Regions from separate parts of the Mus musculus genome. Here region 2 is linked to region 1. Evidence: chromatin loops called from intact Hi-C (ENCODE). Cell type or tissue: left cerebral cortex. All regions are shown on one strand. Links, peaks and the distances in the headings refer to the core of each region. The heading gives the core; the rest is flanking DNA.

Region 1 (11,154 bases), core at 2,207-10,206:
AACAGGATTACATCTAGTGGAGGTTTCCCAGGATAAGAAACTTCCAAGAAGAGCTGAGGGACAGGACAGGATTTGAAGTACACATAGGAGAGAAGTGGTGTTGTCATTAGAGGTTGGGGGAAAACTAACACTTAGTCCCAAGGAAGAGGAAGCAGACTTCAGTTTGGATTCATTCAGAAGGTAGGAAACTAATATGTGGATCAGAAATAAGCAGGATTGGGTTTTTTGTGCTGAAATATACATAAAATAAAACCTACTACCTACCCATTTTAAACTACAATACAGTGGCACTTAGAATATTCACAATGTACAACTATTATTGCCATCTAGATACAGATGTGCCCAACTTGCAGGCCACAGGCTGTGTGCATTCCACGACCGTTAAGATGATCACATTTATAGATGTTAAGTTCAACACATTTATAGATGATCATAGTATATTGCAATGACAAAAAGTTAGAGTCCTCTTATTACTCTAGAACCTTCTCATTACCTCCAAGGGAAACCTTCTAGTCATTAAGTTGTACCTCATCCTTTCTGAATCCTTTCCTGCCACTAACCCTGTCAACCATTAATGTGCCTTCCACCACTCTGGATTTGCTTGTTACAGGTATTTTGTATGAATAGCATCCTGAATAGAATGCATGTTCTTTTGATGTGTGGGGAAGATGGGGGAGGGGGTTGTGTTTGTGTGTTTGCACTTGTGTGTACATGTATGTAGAGCCTAGGGCTCAACTTTAGGTGTCTTCCTCAGTTGCTCTCCACCTTTTTTTGTGTGTCACAGATTCTAACTGAGTTTGGAAGTTCTCAGTAAAGTTAGAGTAACATGCCAGAAGCTCTATGGAGTCTCCCATTTCTGCCCTCCCTGCAGCACTAGGTTTACAGATGTGTGCTTTTAAGTGGGTACTGGGGATTTGAACCTAGGTCCCTGAGCTTTTTCTGTAAGCACTTTACTGACTGAGTCATCTCTCCAGCCCTGAAGATGTTTTTATGACATATCCATAAATAGTGTTGCAGGCGATCAGCATGCTTTGTAAAGGATCCTGGGAGAGGTACCCAGTTCAGATGCAGATTACAAGTTTGCACAATAGAGCTATACTGTGCGGAAGACTCTGGCATGAGGAAAGTGCCAGAAAGGATGGAGCTGCTTCTAGTACAGCTCTGGCTAACCTCCCATCACCTTCTACACTGCTGGGGTGGGGGTGGGGTGGGGAAGTCTTTACTATAAGATAAACCAGGTCCAGATATGTAGCTGTTTCTGCTGATCTCAAATCTTCCTGTTCTTTCCCCACCACCCCTTCTGCTGACAATTGTTTGCTAATTTCCCTGACACACTGCAATTTTCTTCTCTGAAGCATGTTTGACCTGGAGCACAGCTTTCTGCTGAGTGATATATAGTTTTAGCCATTAGCATAGCCAGGTCTGTAGAAGAACAGGGACAAACAGGCATCACTTCAGCTTTAACTACAATGACTTGTCTCAATAAACTCAGGGACAATCTATAAATATGCTGAAGATAAGGGCAATACAATTAGCTATAAAAGGGCTATAGAGTAAAAGTGATGTTTTATGGTCACACGGACACACTCATACACACACACACACACACACACACACACACCAAAAACTATTAAAAGCATACCTTTCAGCAACCAGTTTAGAGGACACATATTGGTTTTGAATAAATACCAAACAACAGGGGTTGAGGCAAGGGGCTCAGAAGGCTGTCAAAGCAGCATATCTAGGTTGGGAGGGTGGACTTCATCTCATGACTGTAAACCATGTGAGAGATTTAGATCTACTCTGTATCTACAGGAGAAAAGCTGTGATGGCATGAAAACAAACATCCATGTACCAGCAGCTGGTAAGATAGCCCAGTGGGCAAGCACTCTTTCCCCTAAACATGACAAATTTCCTTTAGTCATCCAAATCCTTACAGTGAAAAGAGAGAACTGATTATTTCAGAGTGACATCTGACCTCTATGCAGGCACACACACATACATGGATTATTAAATGAAGTAACTAATAAGAGAGAGAGAGAGAGAGAGAGAGAGAGAGAAAGGGATGGAGAGAAGGAGGGATGGAAGGAGCAAGTGAGGGGGAGAGAGGGAGAGAGAGAGAGAGAGAGAGAGAGAGAGAGAGAGAGATATTAAGGACCCTATAGCTGATTGAATGATGCTATTAAAAATCCATGTCTACTTAGTATTTCACAATGCATCCCCATTTGGAAATAAAATCTGTGACACATGCAGTTAAGATGAGGCAATACAGGACTAAGGTAATTGATAACTTTAAAGACTGGTGCTCAATCTTTTTGGGGTGATTAGAAGGCATACAGATATCCATACAGAGAAGAATGCCATATAAATATACCCAGAAATTGAAGGTATATATCTGTAAACTAGGCAACACTGAAAACTGCAGCCAACCACTAGAGACCAGCATAAAGGAAGGAAGTATTGCTCCCCAGAACTTTCATGAACCTTTATTAACATCAAACTCTAATGACAGCTGGACCTAACATTCACAGCCTGTGGACCTGGGAGAGGATAAATTCCTACAGCTTACTCCATTTGGTTCTTGCTCTCATCCAATCATACCATCCTGTTTTAAAGTTGGGAAACATGAATTCTTATCATGAAATTTCATCACCACTGGAGTTCAACATCTGAACAAAAGTTTAGCCAGCACTCTGATTACCCTGACTTAATAGGAAGGGCTTGCATCCGGGGCAGTGTGACTACCCTGACTTAGTAAGGGCTTGCATCCGGGGCAGTGTGACTACCCTGACTTAGTAAGGGCTTGCATCTGGGGCAGTGTGATTACCCTGACTCAATAAAAAGGGCTTGCATCTGGGGCAGTTTGATTACCCTGACTCAATAAAAAGGGCTTGCATCTGGGGAAGTGTGACTACCCTGACTTAATAAGAAGGGTTTGCATCTAGGGCACTCTAACTACCCTGACTTAATAAGAAGGGGTTGTATCTAGGGCAGTGTAACTACCCTGACTTAAGAAGAAGGGGTTGTATCTAGAGCAGTGTAACTACCCTGACTTAAGAAGAAGGGGTTGTATCTAGGGCAGTGTAACTACCCTGACTTAATAAGAAGGGGTTGTATCTAGGGCAGTGTGACTACCCTGACTTAATAAGAAGGGGTTGTATCTAGGGCAGGATGTCCTACAGGCTCTTTTGTTTGCCTTGTTTTCAGAATGAGAAGAAGGCAGATCTTTTTACTTGTCTTTATGACTCCCTTCTTAGGGATCTCATCTCTGAGCCCACAAAACTTTTTACTCTGTTTCCCCACTCCTTTGCCAGAGCTAACCCCTTGTCTTGTAGGCAAGTGTGTGCTGGCTAAGCAGAGATTATTCCATGTTGATCATGGTTTTTTATTATATTATATGAGATCCCTCTGGTCGTTACTAGGGCATATGTCAGTTCCTAGAGATTCGAACCAAACCAAAGATCCTTCAGATCTAGAGGAAAGGGGCTCAGAGTTCAGCAGTTCCAGCAGGCAACCACAAGCTGCCTGGTTAGCTCTGGCTTCAGATGTCATTTATGAGCTTGTGACATGCTTTTGGAAGCAAGGGTGTCATTAGTGATGCAGAGGCTATGAAGCCCATCCTAGAAACCTGTCATTTGTGTTCCTGGGAATATCAGACGTGAAGCTGTCTTGCTGCAAGAAGACAGTATGGAGCATCCCTGCCACATGAAAGGGATGTCTCAAACCTCTGGCCAGGAAGGCTCAGGGACACTGAAACTATGACAGGATGAGAGGCTGACAGGACAGTATTGCCAGACCTTGGCATGAAATAGATTTCTAAGCATCTCATCAAATGTCTGCAAGGACAGGTTCTCTCAGTGACCCTCCAGAATCAGTCAAAGTCTGCTCTTGTCTGAGCTATGATTTACATATAAAAGCATCCATCGAGCTGTGCCCAGCCTGTCACTTTGCTTAGCAACAGTAGCAGAATAAGATTTTACGTAGGAAATGAGAATCTCTTTTTGGCCGGATGAGGCACTGGGAGTTGGTACTGGGAAGACTCTATTAAAGCACCCTTATGGACTGATGTGCACAGATGTGTTAATTTATAGCACATTCATCAGAAGACCTAAATTAATTGCTCTCTGATGAATTTCATAACACCTTCTTTCTGCTTCTCAACCCTCCCCCAAAATACACTGAAAAGGTCAACAGTCCTATCAAATGCAACACACTTAAACTTCCTTCCAAGCTTATAATTAAAGCTAATTAGTAGTTTTGGTAATTAGCACATGTAGGCTTTCTACTCTCTGAATTAATAAGTCTTACACAGGTTGTGAGCCAAGCAGGCTCTTTGCTTGCTGATTCCTGAACCCACGGTTTGGCTGGTTTATTTAAAACAGGCCTCTTCAAAGTGCAATACTAGAAAGGACTCCTACTTACCATGATCTGCTATCAGGCCAGAGTGTGATTGTACACAGGAAAAGTGGGACTGTTATCACTAGATGACGTCAGCACATACACTCCAGTCTGCTTCTCCAATAACCAATCCATCTCATGCTCTCCCTGAGGTGTGGGCTATGTCCCGTCAGCTGTCACACAGCCTGGACAACCGTAAGGACACTGCTCCCCTTATGTCCCATTCAATCTACCCTGAGAATACCAAATACCTTGTGGCTGTGATATAACTGCTCTTGTTGATTCTATTTACGAACGGAAAGGAGGCAGATCACAAGCCAGACTGGTCTCTGCCTGTGTTAGACCAAGTGACTTTCCAGAGAGCTCCATGTTTATTCTATCCATTTTTTCTCATTTATTTCAGACAGCATGGGGCATCCTGTATGCAGACAAAATTAAAAGTGTATTTTTTTAAAACCAATCCTATGTTGATTATTAAGAAAAACTTCGGTGACTTGTTTTCAGACTTTTGACAATTGTGAGAATAGTTTTCCTTGGGTACCATACTATTTTCTGGTTAAGAAAAAGAAGAGAGAGAAAAACAAAGAAAGAAAGAAAGGAGGGAGGGAGGGAGGGAGGGAGGGAGGGAGGGAGGGAGGGTAGGGAGGAAAAGGTCTTGGTCATTCACTAGAGTCATCAAAAAGTCAGGACAACAGTGGTTGCCCACAGCACTAGCCACCATGAATATGGTGAGAAGGAAATGGCCATTTGCACATGGGGACAACTACACAGCAGCTTGGGGACATTGCAAAGCAGATCACCAGGACTGGTTTTAATGGCACACTATTGCCACTGTGATATCTACTTTTGAATCCTTATGCTACTATCCCTGACCTGATTGAAAAGCAAAATGTCTTTGGCCCTGTGGACAGCTGTGACTGAAAGCGATAATCTAAGATTCTGAATGACCACAGCCTCAGGCACTTGTGTGACGGGAGAGTCTTAGTGAATGCACTCTGGTAAATTCCCCTGAGACTCTGTCCCTAAGGACATATGAATTGTTCGTATGTTTTTTATTGTCGCAATTGGGAGTGGGAGTCTGGTAGGTGGGATTCCACCAGTGGGTAGAAGCCAGTCATACTGCGGTTGCACACCTGACAATGTACTGGCTGGTGCTCTGAGTCAGAGAATCTCGAAGCTCCATAAGCCAGTGATGTTGGTGCATCTAAGCGGGATCTCCTCTGAGGCTCCCCTCTGCTTTCAAAATCATTTGACCCAGGACAGAGGCAAAGGATGCCAGACCTCACCTTACAGGGAAGCAAGAAGTAAGCGGTCTCTAGATAACTCCAGCCACCTGCTGAAAGCCACGTGCTGGCTTTTTTTGTTTTTTTTTTTTTTTAACACAACTAATGCCAACATTTTACATTATGGATGAGCTCACGTGCCATGGCAAGCAGTTTAAGAATGATGCTTCTCTTTAATGAATCTTAAATGGTTTATTACTGAGGGTCAAGTTGCTGCTTGCAGTGGGAATCTGACATTTATGAAAACGCCTGGCATTAATTATTAATGGGGACATCCTTTCTGGGGAAAATCACTTTCTGGGTAATCCCAGAAGCTTTATATTCCGGGCTGCAAGGTCTGCTTTGCTGTTAATCCTCAAAGCATTAATTAAATAAAATTTACAATGAGTTCAGGATGCATCTACCCTCAAACATTATGCAGAAGACAGCTGAATGCTCTTAGATTTCCCCCTTAGTAACCAGCCATCACTGAGGGCTATTTACAGCCTTCCTTTTGTTCTTAGCAAAAACCTGGTATCTCTTCCCACTGAGAAGAAAACTATGCTTAGTAATTAAATTACACCACATTAAACTTACTTAACTTAAGTTCACCAGCAGGGAGAATTCTATGCCCCTGGGTTTAAACAATAACTCCTAATCACGTTTGCCAGCCATGTCTTTTCTGTGAGTTGCTATAATTTTCATTCCTGGAATTCCATTAAAAATGGTAATGTCATTACTCCTGTTAATGCTCAAAACCAACAGCATAATCCTGCATTTTAATTAGTGATTATAATTAATCATTATTTCATTAATGAAATGTTTAGTTGGTAATTGTCTTTGAGCACCTTACTCCCTGGGCTTATAAGCGTTTCATAACATCTCATTCGCTGCCTGCTTCTGATGGAGTGGCTCTGTCAGCCTTATTTTATTTTAACACTTTCATGTGACTCTGCATCTCAGGCTCCAGACACGGGTTGCATATTTACACTTTGGAAATGTGTGGCTTCTGGCTGTTGAGAAGGTTTGCAGGAAGCCTTACCCTCACATGCTTCCCTGCCAACTTAAGAAGGCGAGTCAGCACGCTCCCAGAGAGCAGAAGGCGTGAAGAGAAATAAGTCCTGGAACCCTTACTTAATAATAAATGTGGGGTCCAGATTCATGGCTTTTTGAGAGAGAGAGAGAGAGAGAGAGAGAGAGAGAGAGGCTAGAGCAAGGATTTGGGGATATTCTTTGGAACAGGAAGGTTGATTTCAGAGCTTAAAGAATAAGCTGGGAGGGTTGTTGAGAATTTGACAGGAGGCAGATTTTTGTGATTCTCTGGAATGCCCCAAATATTCTTACTTGCTGGGTTGGTTTGGAGTGAGGAGGTGGGAAGAAATAGAAATGCCATAAGGCCTAGGACCCACAGTCCATGGTTCCTTATGCCGTGGAGAAAGAAACTGATGTAAAGGAATTCAAAAATTAGGTTGGGTTTTGTAAACGGATCAGGGCTACCAAACTGTTAGTTTGTTAGTAGTCCTCACCCATGTGGATGACTGCCTCCTCTCAGCAGGATAGGCAAAGCCCTCCCCCCACCCCTTGTCCTTCCTTGCCTGTATACTTAGGTTCTCCCTGAGGCCAGGCATAATCAGGACAGACTAGCAAAGGAAGGTCTCACAACTTCTGAAACACAGACGGCGCCCTCTATCACAAACTACATCTTCAGTATGATTTTTCATAATTTGATGTAGCAGTTATTTCTCCATTAAAAATCTAATGTTGGCAGCAGTAATCATAGTAACTTTGGGTTTATAATCCCATGGAATCCTCCCTCACTATGATTTAGAATGGAGGAAGGAACATTCTTTATGGTGTGCTGAGGTCTTAGAGGAAGTGGGCTACAGGATCCTATGTCATGTTCATAAACATTTATCAATGGGAACAATGATCATGTGGCATTACATACAGGCTTTATTTTTCTTAGTGGAAATAAGACCTATGAAACAAGAAAGTATAGTGTAAATTCCCTCTAAAGAGTTTGGACAGAGATAATGAAGCACTGCTATATATGCAGCAAACTGTATACACTTCCCCAAGGTTCATGGGCTCTGTACTCCATCACATCAGCTTTATGCCTTTGAACTTTTTCATCCCCTCTCTTGAAGTCAATTCCTTGGCTAAAGAGAAAAGTTGCCCATATTCACATCCATGTCCTCTTTAGAGATTGGCAAATTGCCTTGTTCTTGGGCAGTATTTGTTAATAAACACTCTGGGGATCTTGGGAATAGCAGACTATCCCAAGCAAGGTGCCAAATGCTTACACAAGACTCCCAGAGATAGACCGAGGGTCTCTTCAGTACCACACTGCTTAGCATCTGGTGAGGCCTTGCATCGTCTGGATACAGTCGCCCTGGATTCTAGAAGAAAAAGGCTTTGGGGGCAGATATGCGCAGACCGAGATCTATCTCCAGACCCAGCCTTTCTCTCTGCAGAGCCTGGCGTTTTCCAAGAACCGAGGCTTAGCAGATGGTGTTTTTGAATTAATTTTCTAAATTGCCATCTATAAGATCTTCTGTTTCCTACAATCCAGTTGCTTAAAGGATTTAAGAATGGAATTTAGATGTATGTATCTTGTTTGTGTACCTAGATTGTAGGTTTGCTATCCCAGAGGAGTTGTGTGCCAGGATTCAAAGGATATCATTGGCAGTAACCCTCAGCCTACAAGACTGCAGTATCTTTGCTCTCTGCCAGATAAACAGAGGTGTGGACTACACCCTCTGTCACATGGGTAGCACAATTTGTATTGTTTCCTGCATTATGGAGATTGTAGCATTAACCTTTAGGGAAAAAAAAAAAGCAGGGCCTTCAGTGAGAACAGAATATTCTGAAAACATGTCCTCCAGCCTTTTCAAGCCACTAATACATGTTGCCTCACATTCTCTTCAGTTTCCAAAGCAACTTTGAAGCTGATTCCATTGGGCTCATTCACAACAGTTTTTTCCTCCAATCTAACTTCTCTTTTAGAAAAGGAGAGAACAAAGGAATAATAGCAACATCCCTGTTTGGCTAGGAAAAAAATAAGGCTGTACAAGAGCTTTGGAAAGTCAGTGCATATCTTCTCTAAGCTGAGACCGAATATTACTGAATGATTCTAAAATAGGACAAAAGGACAACAAGAGGGAGGGAAGGAGCAAGAGAGAGGTATGGAGAGGGAAGACAAGGAGAAATGAGGGTGGAGGGTGGGGAGTGGGAGAACCCAAGGACAGTGCCTTGCCATGCTGTTTGAGTGTGAGACTGGAGGGGAGGGGATTTGCAATAGGGGGAAAAAACCTGGAGTGCATCAAGAGGCAGGCTCTGCATTAAGAGCTTATATGAATTCTGGAAAGAAATAAAATGAATAAATAAATAAATAAAAGGAGGCTTTGATCCACTCCAAAGAGAGAGACAGGCGACTTCAAAGCAGAATAACAACCTCCTACACTTTGCCCTGCTTTAAGAACACAGGGCATCCATTATGGATCAGCCGACCTTCTCTTCCTACCATGCGGGCTGCAGAGCAGCCTCGATCTAGACCCTCAGCCTAAGCAGCTTTCCTAACCACACAGCATGTGTGAGGTTTGAGGCTGTGAATATTTGGGCTGGTGGCTCTTAAGTGAGGGCAATTCATTGATATAGAAGGCTTCATAAATCTCCAGATCCTGCTAAATAGTAACTTCTCACTTGTACTTCAAAAACATGGGATGGTACCCAGTCTGGCTCTTCAATCCTGTCAGACGCATATCTAAATAATAGCTCAGCTGTAGAAATATGACCAACCCAAAGCCTCAAAATTCTCAAAAGTAAGTTTTGGGGGGAGATGTACTTGTTACTAGAATGTGCCCTGCCAGCCCTTTGTAAGTGCAAACTTTACAAAGACCTTTCAGGGAGTGCCTCAGATATAGTGGAATTAGTTTGTACTGCTCTCAAACACCTGCCAGGCTGCTAGACTCTCTGGATTCTGGCTTGGTCTGTGAGATCACTTTCAGCTCAGGTACTTGGCCTCAAACTGAACTGGTCACCTGTCTAGAGTTCTCCACAAATAAAGCAGTCTTCCCCATGCAGGAGGCTCAGCTTTCCACCTGTCCTTGATCTGAGAACACTGTCACCTCCTTTATGTGTGGACAGGGCATTAGTTCCAGGCTGCCTATTGATTGTAATTGTCAGTTGTTGTCAGTCAGTAAAAATGGCAATGGTAAAAAAAAATAATAAAAAAAAGATATAGGAGTGAGAAGAGGAGAGGAGAAGAGAGGAGAGAGAGAGGAGAGGAGAGGAGAGGAGGGGAGGGGAAGGGAGGGGAAGAGAGAGAGAGAGAGGGGGGGAGGGAGAGAGAGAGAGAGAGAGGGGGGGGAGAGAGGGAGAGAGAGAGAGAGAGAGAGAGAGAGAGAGAGAGAGAGAGAGAGAGAGAGAGAGAGATTTTGATTCTGGAGGTTTCTCCTAGTTATTTTTAAAGTATTTTCTTTGTTGATTTGAAGCACTGTAGAAATGTTCCCATCTGCTGTGTTTCTTCTTATTCTGCTGCATTTTATAGCTTAAACATAGATCTTTTATTGGGTACAGCTTCTGTTAACAATATGCTTGCTGGGTGAGCCCAGAACTATTCTCTCCTTATGGGCCCCAGATTAGGCCACCTGTCAGCAAGCAGACTGGAGCTTCCAGTCTCTTGTGGAAAGTACCAAGCTCTTGGGTCTCCTGTCTCTTCTCTTCTGCAGCCCAGGTTATAAGCTGATGTCAGTGGGTTCCTGCCTGGTGTGGACTAAATTAATTTCCAGAAGTTCTTCCCTTCATCAATGGTCTCTCTTACTCTCGCTACTTGAGGCCAGTTCTTTGTGTTTCACATAGCTTTGTACAGACCATAAGCCCTTCAGCTTTCCAAGTCTTCTTTTCCTTAAGCAATTAATTTGCAGAGGTTATTTGCATATTTATATGGGAAAAACTTGCTCATATACCTGTCTGCATGTGGCTATATATGTGCATATATATGTGTGGATTTTTATGCAAGTATGTTTATATCTTGCAAAAGGACAACCTTGGGTGTAGTTTCTCAGGTGTTCCATTAGGTCTCTTGTTGGCCTGGAGCTCCCCCAAAAGACTAATCTGGCTAGCTAGTAAATGCCAGGGTTCTGCTTTCTCCCCCTCAGTAATGAGATTACAGGCATGTACCACACACCACCCAGGTTGATGTGGGTTCTAGAGATCGAGCTCCGGGCTTTTGGCTTCAACTTTAAAATAGAAACACAATCATGGAATCCGTTCTATGGAGATGCTATTCTTCTCAGATTGTCTCATGGTTTCCCAGAAAATTTCCCATAGAATTGCACAAATCTAGGAAGACTGTCATTGCCATCACAGATGGAGTCACACCGCAACATGAATGCTTCATTATTTATCAATTGCTCGGTCAATGGATTTGCTATGACCTAAATGTGTTTGCCAAAATTAATGTCACACCTTAAAAACAACTCTCATAGTATTA
Region 2 (11,154 bases), core at 1,082-9,081, 240 kb before region 1:
GTGGTGGTACATGCCTTTAATCCCAGCAATTGGGAGGCAGAGGCAGGCGGATTTCTGAGTTCAAGGCCAGCCTGTTTTACAAAGTGAGTTCCAGGACAGCCAGGGCTACACAGAGAAACCCTGTCTTGAAAAAACCAAAAACCAAAAACCAAAAACCAAAAACAACCAAAACCAAAAACCAAAAACTAAAAACCAAAAAAAAAAAAAAAAAAGTATGGCTACGCAATGTTTTGTTCAAAGACAAAATTTAGTAATTCATGTAATTCATTCCATTTATTTCCTCCCTGGTCAAAATTATGACTATTTCCAAATTATCCCTAAAATGACAACTACTATAATTTGTAAAATAACCATTACTCCCAGATACCCAAGTCCAGGGAATTGGGCTGATGACCCTCCATATCTGCTTCTTGCTGAAAATGGGAGACAAAAAAATTCTCTAAAGGGGTTGGAAGGATAGAAAAATTAGTTAGATGTAAAAAATCTAGCTTTGGCATCTGTTATCTAGTCTCTGTATATTTAGAAGGTTCAGGGCTTGATTGGATCCATCTCAAAGTTTAGATGAGGCAAGATGACCTAGGATCACCAGCATCCTCAAAGCTGTTTTACTCAGCAACCAAAAGCAGGGGCCAAGTAGGTCAGTTCAGCATCTCTGAGGATGAATCTGTTCAAAGTTGTACATTCTGTAGTAGATGAATCTCAACCAAAATTTAGTACCATTAAGATAGTTAATGGATTGTACAGGGTGCACAGATTAGTTAAGGATGAAATTTTGTTCCTTGATTGAGCAGGTGAAAGACAACTGTCTTTTTATGAGTTAATTTTATGAATAATCACTTGTATTAAGTCTTTGTGCATGCAATGTGAAGGATGGCATGAAGAATCTTTACCAGTCCTGCTTGATTCTCTTGAATTTTTTGAGTTTTTCAGTATCTCTCCCCTTGTTATATCTGATCCATATGACACTAGAAGGGGTCCAAAGCCTCTTACCCTTTCCTGTCAACAGGAATATAGAGCCTCTTTTCCAAAATAGCAAATCCTAGGTTCAGTAACTAGAAATAATTAAATGTTTAGTTTAACCACTACCAGATGAATTTTAATATAACTACAAGCTCAAAATGACACTCATTTTGATTAATAAAACAATTCAAGGCAAATAAAGCAATCTAAGCAAACATTAGCTGATGAGACGGTACTTCTGTTGTCTCTTTTCTTGACCTTTATGAGATCAAGGCCTAAATTATTTAATATCTCAGTCTACTTACTGTATAAGCCTATTTTTAGGTCTTATTTGTCATAACAGGCATAGAAATCCCATGAGTAAACCATATTTAAAGATATTGAGAAATTGTACTAGCAATCTTTTCTAAAGTACTTTTAATTCAATCTCCTTAACTTCTCCCTTCTGTGGAGCTTAATACTTCTGTATACTAAGGAACAGTTAAACAATTACCATGATACTTTCTGCTACTTTAAAAACAATTAAATCAGATTTTTATTTATTCCTATTCTTTGATCACCTGCTTGTAGGAAGTAGGCAGCTATTGCCATCTGGCTCTCTGGCTCTCATATTAAGCTCTTGTATCAGTTTCGAATTGCAGAAAAAAAATCCTCACTTGGCTCGCGCAAAATCTATATTCCCTTTTATTCTTAAAAACAATTAAATCAAAATTTTAAAATCTATCTTTTGATTGCCTACTTATAGGAAACAGGCAGCTTTTACTGTCTGGCTGTCAGCTTCAGAGTAGTCATCCTGTCTCTTTTCACAGCAGGGGATCCCAGCATCTCTAAGCTGAGGCATTCCCTGTGTTCCTTTGTTCAAGTTTCCTTGAACCAACATGTGACTCCTTGCTCTTTGCTGCTGAGAAACCAATTCTCCCCTCTTCTAGACTTATATCACTTTGTGTGTGTAATCCATCAGAGTATTTCTTAAATTAATAGTGGATTCTTGTCCTTTGTTAGGCGCCATCTGTAGCATGTAGCTTTAGCTACCCTGCCTAAGCTCTGGGAATTGGTGGCACTACCAGCCCTGGCCAAAGAGAATATTGGATCTATGGATGAAAATCACAGACACACACATTACCCAATTTCAACCTGCCTTCTTGGCTCAACTGATGGGTGCTTCCAATCTACTATGACTAGCATGTCCTTCCCAATACTCTTAGCTTATTACCTTTCAACCTGCTCTAGCTTCAGTTGTTCAGTCACCTTCAGTCTCAGGTCAACACCCCAACCTCCCACCTGGAGAAATGGCCTATGGCAGATCCACCTGAGATCTCACATGGCTAGCTGCATTTTCTCCTTCCGAAGTATGGTTTTTTTTTAAAAATCCTTTCTTCTCTCTCTTGTGTCTGCTAGCTGGCCTCAAGGGACCCCGAAGTCTCTACTTCTCACAGCTCATTGGCTGCTAGCATCTTTATTGATGGTTCAAGAACCAATTGGAGAATAGGACCTTAGCATCAGAACCACCCCTACATATGCCTTTGTGTAGACAGGCCAACACTGTCTCTTGAACCCTCACATCCCATGTATTTACTTGGGGATCATAAGTTCATTCTGTGAGCTGTTGCCAGGTGTCCCAATGACAGCTGAGGTGACCCAGTCATCTGAGCATTTCTAATTTTAGTTCAGCTTCTGACCTATGCCTCCATTTGTGTCTGCATGCAAATGTTGTAATGAAACCCATGCTCAGGGTCTATAAGGCTGTGGTCTATAAGGGTTCCCAATGTTGGGAAACCTGCAAGGCACCAGCATGGTCCCACCAAGGTGGATCCTGTAGGAGGAGTCAGGGCTAACACCTGCAACAGATGTGACTAGGGTAAGATATACTAGATCTTGGAATTACATGCCCCTGTCTTTGGGCAACTTGAGGCTCTGGAGCCAGAACCTTCTTCTTCTTTTCTTCCTTTAGTGGGGCTATCTGAGGTCAAAAGCAGAAATCTGAATTGAGACAGTCATAGTCTGGGGAATGGACAAGAATCAGTTTTCAGAAACCTGGCTCCAATGTCTTTGTATAATTGTTAGTTTTATCTCCTGACTCCCTAATCTTCCCTTCCCTCCATCCTCCACAACTTAGGAACTCTTACATTTTATGATGCTGCCTTGTCATCCTGCCAGGAGACACATAAACAGGAAGTACTAATCTGATATGAAGTCACCTTGGCCCTTAGACAGAAGGCTGCCAGCCTGAGAGCTGTAGTGGGAACCGCATTGTTACAGCAATGCTATGCCCCCATGATGAAAACAGACAGGAATGCATGATAGTGGAGTATAACATCCCTGAGCAGATAAGGACTCCAGTCATATCTTTGGTTCAGGGTTTTAGAAAATAAACAAATCACAAGAAGATAAAATGCAAGAAAAGCTTTCCTAAGATCTTTATTAAATAGGTGTAAATTACCAAAAGGCCTTGAAATCACACACTGAAGAATAAGTAAAAACAACCCAGCAAAGTTGCCTGTCCTGAATGACATGGTATGTAATAAAGCCTCTTTACTTTGAAAAAGCATAGACTAAAGGATATCTAAACACAGAGGAGAGAACACTCCAATAGCTTATAAAAGTAAATATTAATGGAATGGACAAGAAATAAAATTTTAAGATAAGTATATCTGCAAAAAGAACACATGAGTTCTCTATATTTATCAGTTGCATGGAGTTTTTGTTTGTTTGTTTTTTGGTTTGTTTGTTTGGTTTTTTTTTTTAATTTTGGAATTTCAAAATAGTGCCCAAGAGAATAAATATTTAGAAACATGATTCCTCTCTGTGTTTTAAGAACAGGAATATTTATCTCCAAAGCAGGAATCTACAGAATGGGCGTGTGTATTTGCCTCTGATTTCCCCAGACCAGGAATCTCACTGTCCTAGAAGCCTATTCTGGCACTGGCTGAAATGGAAATTTGGTTCACAGAAAGCGAACATTGAAGGACCTGGTGGGCAGGTGGGTGGAATTCTGTCTGAAGCTGGAGGCAGGCAAAGAGAGAACTAACATAGTTTAAGGCTGCCCTGATGGGAAATATCTACCGACTTCTCTTTGTTGAAAATTCAGCTAACTTTTCTAAGCTTCAGGGCAGTGTTCTTAGATTTCTTGATGCTGTGATCATGACAAAAAGGTATACCACAGAGTAAATAATTATGTCATCATCTTAGTCCCACAATTAAAAAAAATTAAAACCAGGTATTTCATGTACTAGTGACTGCCTGCTGCCCCCAGTTGGATCTGTGAGCTGTGGTTATCTACTTACTTTGCTATTCTATTACTCCATATCAGTTGGTGGGTGAAGATGGGGGCCTGCGTGGAGTTCATGGACATTTGGGCTTGGGCTTGGGAACCCTAGCAGTTTGCCTCTGTTGGCTTCTGGAATCTTTATCACAGAGATAACGTGTACATCTAGCAAAGCATACTGATAAGAACTCCTCTTTGCAATGTCTGTAATATTTTGTTGCTAGAACTTCACGGTTCCCTTGGAGATAATAATAGAGCCTCTGCATTTATCCCAGAAACTGTGATTCTACCAGAGACTTCAGTGTTGCCAAACCTTGCATGTTAATGAATACACAAATAGACCAAAATAAGATAAGCAAAAGACAGGAGGATTTGGTCTATCGTTTCTTGCCTTCAGCCCATAGTGGCAGGGAGAAGCATGACCAGACCCCTCTCCTTCCAACCCTGACAGCTGCCCCAACCCAAATGCTGACTTGCTCCATAGCAAACAAGAAAAGTAGGCGGGATTCAACCATCCTTGGGAAATAGTAGCAGAGTGGAAATAATAGCAGAGATTGCAGTTGCCCCCAAATAATTGAGCCCCTACAGGAGCCTGACTAGTGCTAGATCCTCAGGCCTTCTCGGCCCATCTCTGTCAGTCCTCTGAACCATCAGGTGAGCAGGGAGAGCACCATAAGACGGCACCCTCAGTCTCCCTGACAACTTTTGAGAATAAAGTTTTAAAAAACAGTTAATTCATGGGACTTCAGATGCCTCAGTTAGGAATATGTTTGCCTTGTAAATTCAAGGACCTGCGTTTGAGCCCCAGAATTTATGTAAGGGAAGGTTGGTGTTATAGCATATGGCAGTAATCTTAGAGCTGGGGAGGTAGAGATGGATAGATACTTGGGAGTTCATAGCCAAACTAGTTGAGTTCCAGGCCAGTGAGTAGCCTTGTCTAAAAAATTGGGGTAGGAAGGGGGCTGTGGTGTTCCTGAGGAACAACACCAGCAGTTGGCCTCTGGCCTCCAAGTGCACATATACACATGTCCATGTATGGACTTGCACATGTATAATTTTAGTAACTTAGTGGAAGTCTTGTATATATTATCCATGTATTATAAATGACTTTTGAATGCATTAAACATTTTATAAATGTAAATCCCTCATTTTCTCCTCTTTCTCTTCCTTCTCTTCCTCCTCCTTCTCTTCTCTGACTTGCCTTTGGCTAATGTTGGATTAATATTGCCATTCTTTTATTTGAAGTTAAAAGAAACACAGGTAGAGTTGCAAGGATCTTTGGTACCAGGGGTCTTTGTGTTCTTGTCTCACAAATATGTAGAATGAACTTCATAAATCACAGACAATGAGTATTAGAGAGCATTTCATTAAAGAATCACAGGTAGGAAATTAAAAGAGAGAGAAGAAGGAATGGCAGGAGAAAAGAAAGAATGAGGGACAGAGAAGAAGGAGAGAAAGGTGGGGGAGAGAGGAAGGGAGGGAAGAGGAAGAGAGAAGGAATAAGGATAGGGAGAGGGACAGGGACAGGGAAGGAGAAGGGAAAGGGAGAATAATGCAGGAGGGAGAGGGAGGGGGAGAGAAAGACTGAGAGACTCCTATAGAGCATGAAAGGGAACCCAGGAAATTCAGTGCCTGCTTGGGGAAAGGAATGATGGGGCTGGGGCTGAGCTGGCCAGTCGTTTCCTCCATCCAGCAGTCGCCTTTCCCCTAGTCCTAGAAGCATGTACATCTTCAGACACATGCTCACTCAGGACACGTCACAGAGGCGAAAACCCCCTTCTGAGCACCCTTCTGGCCTCTAGCGAGAACATTTTGGTAACTGTTGCATCAGGGCCGGTTCCTTGCTTGAGCAGCTTCTATCTTATCTGCCCAGCAGAGGCTTCAATACCCTTGACTCACTGCAATTTGGCTTGGATGCAAACATCAATAACAGGACGCCCAATGCCTGGATCATTCAGAATGGGTAATGTAGGTTTCACTCTTTGCTAAGTGGGTTTTGGGAGAAGAACTTGTTGCTTCTCTTTGCGACTAAGTTTCCAATTCCTACTTGAAGATGTAGGTGACGTGTAGGTTCTGACAGACACTCTTCCCTGTGCTCTCTGCATACCATCTGTACTGCTCAGACACTAAGATGGACTTACTACAGTCCAAAATATTTATTGCCATCTTTTTCATTTGTAAATATAATTCCAGCATGGAGTTAGAAGAAAAATGGCATATTTATAGAGGGCAGCTAATTTCCGAAAGGAGCCTTTTTTCACAGCACAAGACTGGGTGGGTGCCTACGTGCTTAGCAGAGATGTAACAATGCAGTGTTCCCAAGACAAAAACTCAGGGTTCGGTAATGTGTAGCCAAAATATTAGAGCAGTATTATATTTAGGGAGTTATCTAAGGGATGGTTGATATTGTGCTGTGTCATTGATATGGGCAATCATGCAGTTTTATTTCTTAACCTCTGCTGGCTTGTGAATCTGATTTACTGACCTTAGCCTGACACTTTATAAACTTTGTAAAAGATCTGAGCTTCATTGATCCTAATGCCAAATTTATGTGAGTTCAAAGCTGGCCCTAGTCCCTCCTTGTCTACTTTCCAATTATTTCAGAAATGTTGTCTTATTCAACCCATACCCTTTTATAAAGCAGGGCTGCTGCTCCTGAGGTCTGGCCTCAGCAGCTTAGCTGGACTCATTACCAACAGTCAAGGGCATGGTGATTCCTTTGACAGATACAGATTTGAAAGCACATCCTAGGGTTGCCTTCTTGTCAGCCTTTATAGAGTTTGCATGTACATGTTGTACGTGTATGTGCTCATGTGTGTCCAGATGTACAAATTGTGGAGGTGTGTTTGCAGGCCTACATGAGATCAAGCAAGAGTCTTCTAGAAGGGAAAACCTCAGGTGTTCTTCGGGTACAATTTTTTTTTTTTTTTTTTTTTTTGACGAGTCTCTCACAGAGTTCTTTGTTTAGGATATTTACCTGGCTCCGCCTCTGGCTGTAGGATCACATCATCCCTGGCTTTCCTTCCATGGGCACTAGGGCTGGAGGTCCTCAGGCAAGCACTTTAGTAATGGATATCCATCCAGACCAAACACAAGAAAAGCCTTCTTCAAACAACAGAAAGGAGCCCTGCACTCGTGTTATCGCGATGGAAATGGTGCTTCCCTGTACCTATTGGAGGACTACGTTCTCTTTGTCATCTCTGTGAGACTGGAGCACTGAGCTATGTAGGTGTCACATACTTGCCCCATTCACAGGTTGCTTGCAGTTACATCGCTTCCCAGTCTCTGGACATCACGTTCAGTTTTCTTCCGCCTGCGTAGAATTTGTTTCTCTGCTCGAAGTGGTGATTTGGCAGGCATTGGCCCCTTTTCCATGTTTAATTAATTCCTCTAATTTTGTGGTAAATGAGAATAATGGGACTTAATTTTGCTATTTATGTAAAATTGATTGGTAATTACGGGGAGCACAGGAGATTTGGCTTTACAAACGGAAATTAAGTGACCCCTTCATCATGGTGCCTTGGCATGCCTTATTCACTCATCAGGAAAGAGCCGGAATGGCAGCGACTAGGGGAGAAGGCTACTGGATTTGTGACTCCTTGCAGTTGATAAAATAAGGAAGAAGGGTCATCGGAAGGCCCAGCTGAAATCAAACCGGAATCATCTAGAAGTTCCTATGTGCAGGATGCAACACTTTTGGCTACTTTGTGTCTCAGGTTTGCTGTGAACTGGTCCCTTGGCTCCATTGTCTCCGAGCTCCTTAACAGAGACGAAAGGGCTCTAGGCAAGGATCTTATTCTAGAAGGCGTCTCATCTGGGTGTGGTGGGAGGAGGGGAGTGCTCAGCCTTATTTTCTCCTTTCTTTGATTTGTTGTTTGATGTTTGTTTGTTTTAAAATAGGCTCTCATGCTGTAGCCCAGGCTAGACTTAAACTTTTGGCAATCTACTCATCTTAGCCTCTTAGGGGCTGGCATTATAGGCACATACTGCCGAGCTTGTTTGTGCAGTGCTGGGAGTTAAAGGTAGGCCTTATACATGCTGTCTGAGGACTGAAAACGTTCTATTTTTATTTTGACACAGGGTCTCATGTATCCCAGGCTAGTTTCAAACTTGTAGTTTCAAGCCAAGGATACTCAGCTTGGTCCACCTCCCTGGTGTTGAGAGAGCTGGGATTATAGCCACATGCCACCATGCCAGTTTACTAGGTGCTGAATTTCATGTTAGTGATCACTCTGCCAACTGAGCCACATTCCTCTGTCTTTTGAAACTTTGAATACAGATCAACTTGAGGGTCTGATTTTCAGTAGATCAGAGGATCCACATCCATTGTAATAAATGAGAGCTAGTTTATTATTTATCAGGATCTAGACCTAAGTTCATATATTTAAATGGTTCATTCTGTGATTCCCCCTTCTCTCTACTTTCCAACCTAGACAAGCTGACCAAAACAATAAAAAGTATGATCCCTAATCATAAAGATTTAATAATCCCCATTAAGTATTTTTTATTGGATATTTTATTATTTACATTTCAAATATTATCCCCTTTCCCGGCTTACCCTCTGGAAACCCCCTATCCCATTCTTCCTCCCTCTGCTTCTCTGAGGGTGATCCCCTACCCACCCACCCACTCCTGCCTCTCCAACCTGGCATCTTCCCTACACTGGGCATCCAACCTTCACAGGACCAAGGGCATCTCCTCCCATTGAAGCCTGACAAGGCCATCCTCTGCTACATATGTGGTTGGAGCCATGGATAATCTTTGGTTGGTAGTTTAGACCCAGGGAGACCTTGGGGGTCTGGTTGGTTGTTATTGATGTTCTTCCTATGGGGTTGCAAACCTCTTCAACTCCTCAGTCCTTTCTCTAATTCCTCCATTGGGGACCCTGTGCTCAGTTCAATGGTTGACTGCAAGCATCTACCTCTGTATTTGTCAGGCTCTGGCAGAGCCTCTCAGAAGACAGCTATATCAGGCTCCTGTCAGCAAGCACTTCTTGGCATCCACAATAGTGTCTAGAGTTGGTTACTGTATATCAGATGGATCCCCAGGTGGGGCAGTTTGTGGATGAGTTCTCCTTCAGTCTCTTCTCTACACTGTGTCTCCATATTTCCTCCCATGAGTATTTTGTTCCCCTTTATAAGGACTGAAGCATCCACACTTTGGGCCCCTTCTTCTTGAGCTTCATTGTGGTCAGTGAATTGTATATTGAGTATTCTGAAGTTTGGGGCTAATATCCACTTAATAGTGAGTGCATATCATCTGTGTTCTTTTGTGACTGGGTGACCTCACACAGTATGATATTTTCTAGTTCCATTTGGAAGCCTAAGAATTTCATGAAATCATTGTTTTTAATAGCTGAGTAATACTCCATTGTGTAAATGTACCACATTTTCTACATCCAGTCCTCAGTTGAGAGAAGTCTGGGTTGTTTCCACCTTCTGACTGTTAAAAGGCTGATATAAATAGAGTAGAGCATGTGTCCTTGCTCTATATATGTCCCAATATATAAGTATTGGGACATCTTTTGGGTATAGGCCCAGGAGTGATATAGCTGGCTTCTCAGGAAGTACTATGTCCAATTTTCTGAGGAACTGCCAGACTGATTTCTGGAATGGTTATATCAGCTTGCCATCCCACCAGCAATGGAGGAGTGTTCCTCTTTCTCCATATCCCTGCCAGCATCTGCTGTTACTTGAGTTTTTAATCTTAGCCATTCTGACTGGTGTGAGGTGGAATCTCAGGGTTGTTTTGATTTGCATTTTTTGATGACTAAGGATGTTGAACATTTCTTTAGGTGCTTCTCAGTCATTTTCTATTCCTCAGTTGAGAATTCTTTGTTTAGCTCTGTATCCCACTTTTAATAGGGTTATTTGGTTCTCTGGAGTCTAACTTCTTGAGTTCTTTGTATAATTGGATATTAGCCCTCTATCAGATGTAGGGTTGGTAGAGATCTTTTCCCAATCTGTTGGTTGCTATTTTGTTCTATTGACAGTATCCTTTGCCTTGCAGAAGCTTTGCAATTTGATGAGGTCCCATTTGTTGACTGTTGATCTTAGAGCATAAACCAATGATGTTCTGTTCAGGAAAATTTTCCCTGTCTTCTCATGGTGGCCTGGATTTCCTGGATGTTTTGGGTTAGGGACTTTTTGCTTTTTGCATGTACTTTGACTCTTGTTTCAATGTTTTCTAAGTGATTGTTGCTCCCTGTTATTTTTTATGTGATTTTTATGTTTGGGTTTGTTGAAAGATTACTTTCTTACTTTTTCTAGGGTGTAGTTTACATCCATGTGTTAGCATTTTCCATCTATTATCCTTTATAGGGCTTAATTTGTGGAAAGATATTGTGTAAATTTGGTTTTACACAACAATCTTGGAATATCTTTGTTTCTCCATCTATGGTAATTGAGAGTTTTGCTGGGTATAGTAGTCTGGGCTGGCATTTGTATTCTCTTGGGGTCTGTATGACATCTGCCCAGGATCTTTTGGCTTTCATAGTCTCTGATGAGAAGTCTGGTATAATTCTGATAGGTCTGCTTTTATATGTTACTTGACCTTTTCCCCTTACTGTTTTTAATATTCTTTCTTTGTTTAGTGCATTTGGTGTTTTGATTATTATGTGAAGAGAGGATTTTTTTTCTGTTCCAGTTTATTGGAGTTCTGTAGGCTTCTTTTATGTTAATGGGTATCTCTTTCTTTAGGTTAGGGAAGTTTTCTTCTGTAATTTTGTTGAAGATATTTACTGGCCCTTTAATTTTAGAATCTTTGCGCTATTCTATACCTATTATTCTTAGGTTTGGTCTTCTCATGGTGTCCTAGATTTCCTGGGTGTTTGGGGTTAGGGACTTTTTGCTTTTTGCATGTTCTTTGGCTGTTTTGTCAATGTTTTCTATGGTATCTTCTGCACCTGAGATTCACTCTTCTATCTCTTG

Evidence for each region. A loop is a pair of places that touch in the nucleus more often than their neighbours do. Peaks named below come from ENCODE experiments on the same cell type or tissue, not always from the same donor. Only the 100,000 strongest peaks of a DNase experiment are listed, where the experiment ranks them.
Region 2: a loop joins it to region 1, with 2.8 times the contacts of the local background. A loop is called at or near these places in 7 of 42 quality-filtered maps.

What each region holds. Positions count from the first base shown.
Region 1 is chr14:9,638,328-9,649,481 of GRCm38, forward strand. The region is part of intron 5 of Fhit (fragile histidine triad gene); the gene reads right to left. Among named protein-coding and RNA genes, the nearest start is that of Gm41096, 110 kb to the left of the region's middle. In left cerebral cortex, for the core only: no CTCF peak of the experiment used is centred there; DNase peaks (open chromatin) are centred at 3,740, 3,917, 6,668 and 8,152; H3K27ac peaks cover 412 bases.
Region 2 is chr14:9,397,897-9,409,050 of GRCm38, forward strand. No RefSeq gene overlaps it. Among named protein-coding and RNA genes, the nearest start is that of Gm41097, 45 kb to the right of the region's middle. In left cerebral cortex, for the core only: no CTCF peak of the experiment used is centred there; a DNase peak (open chromatin) is centred at 4,495.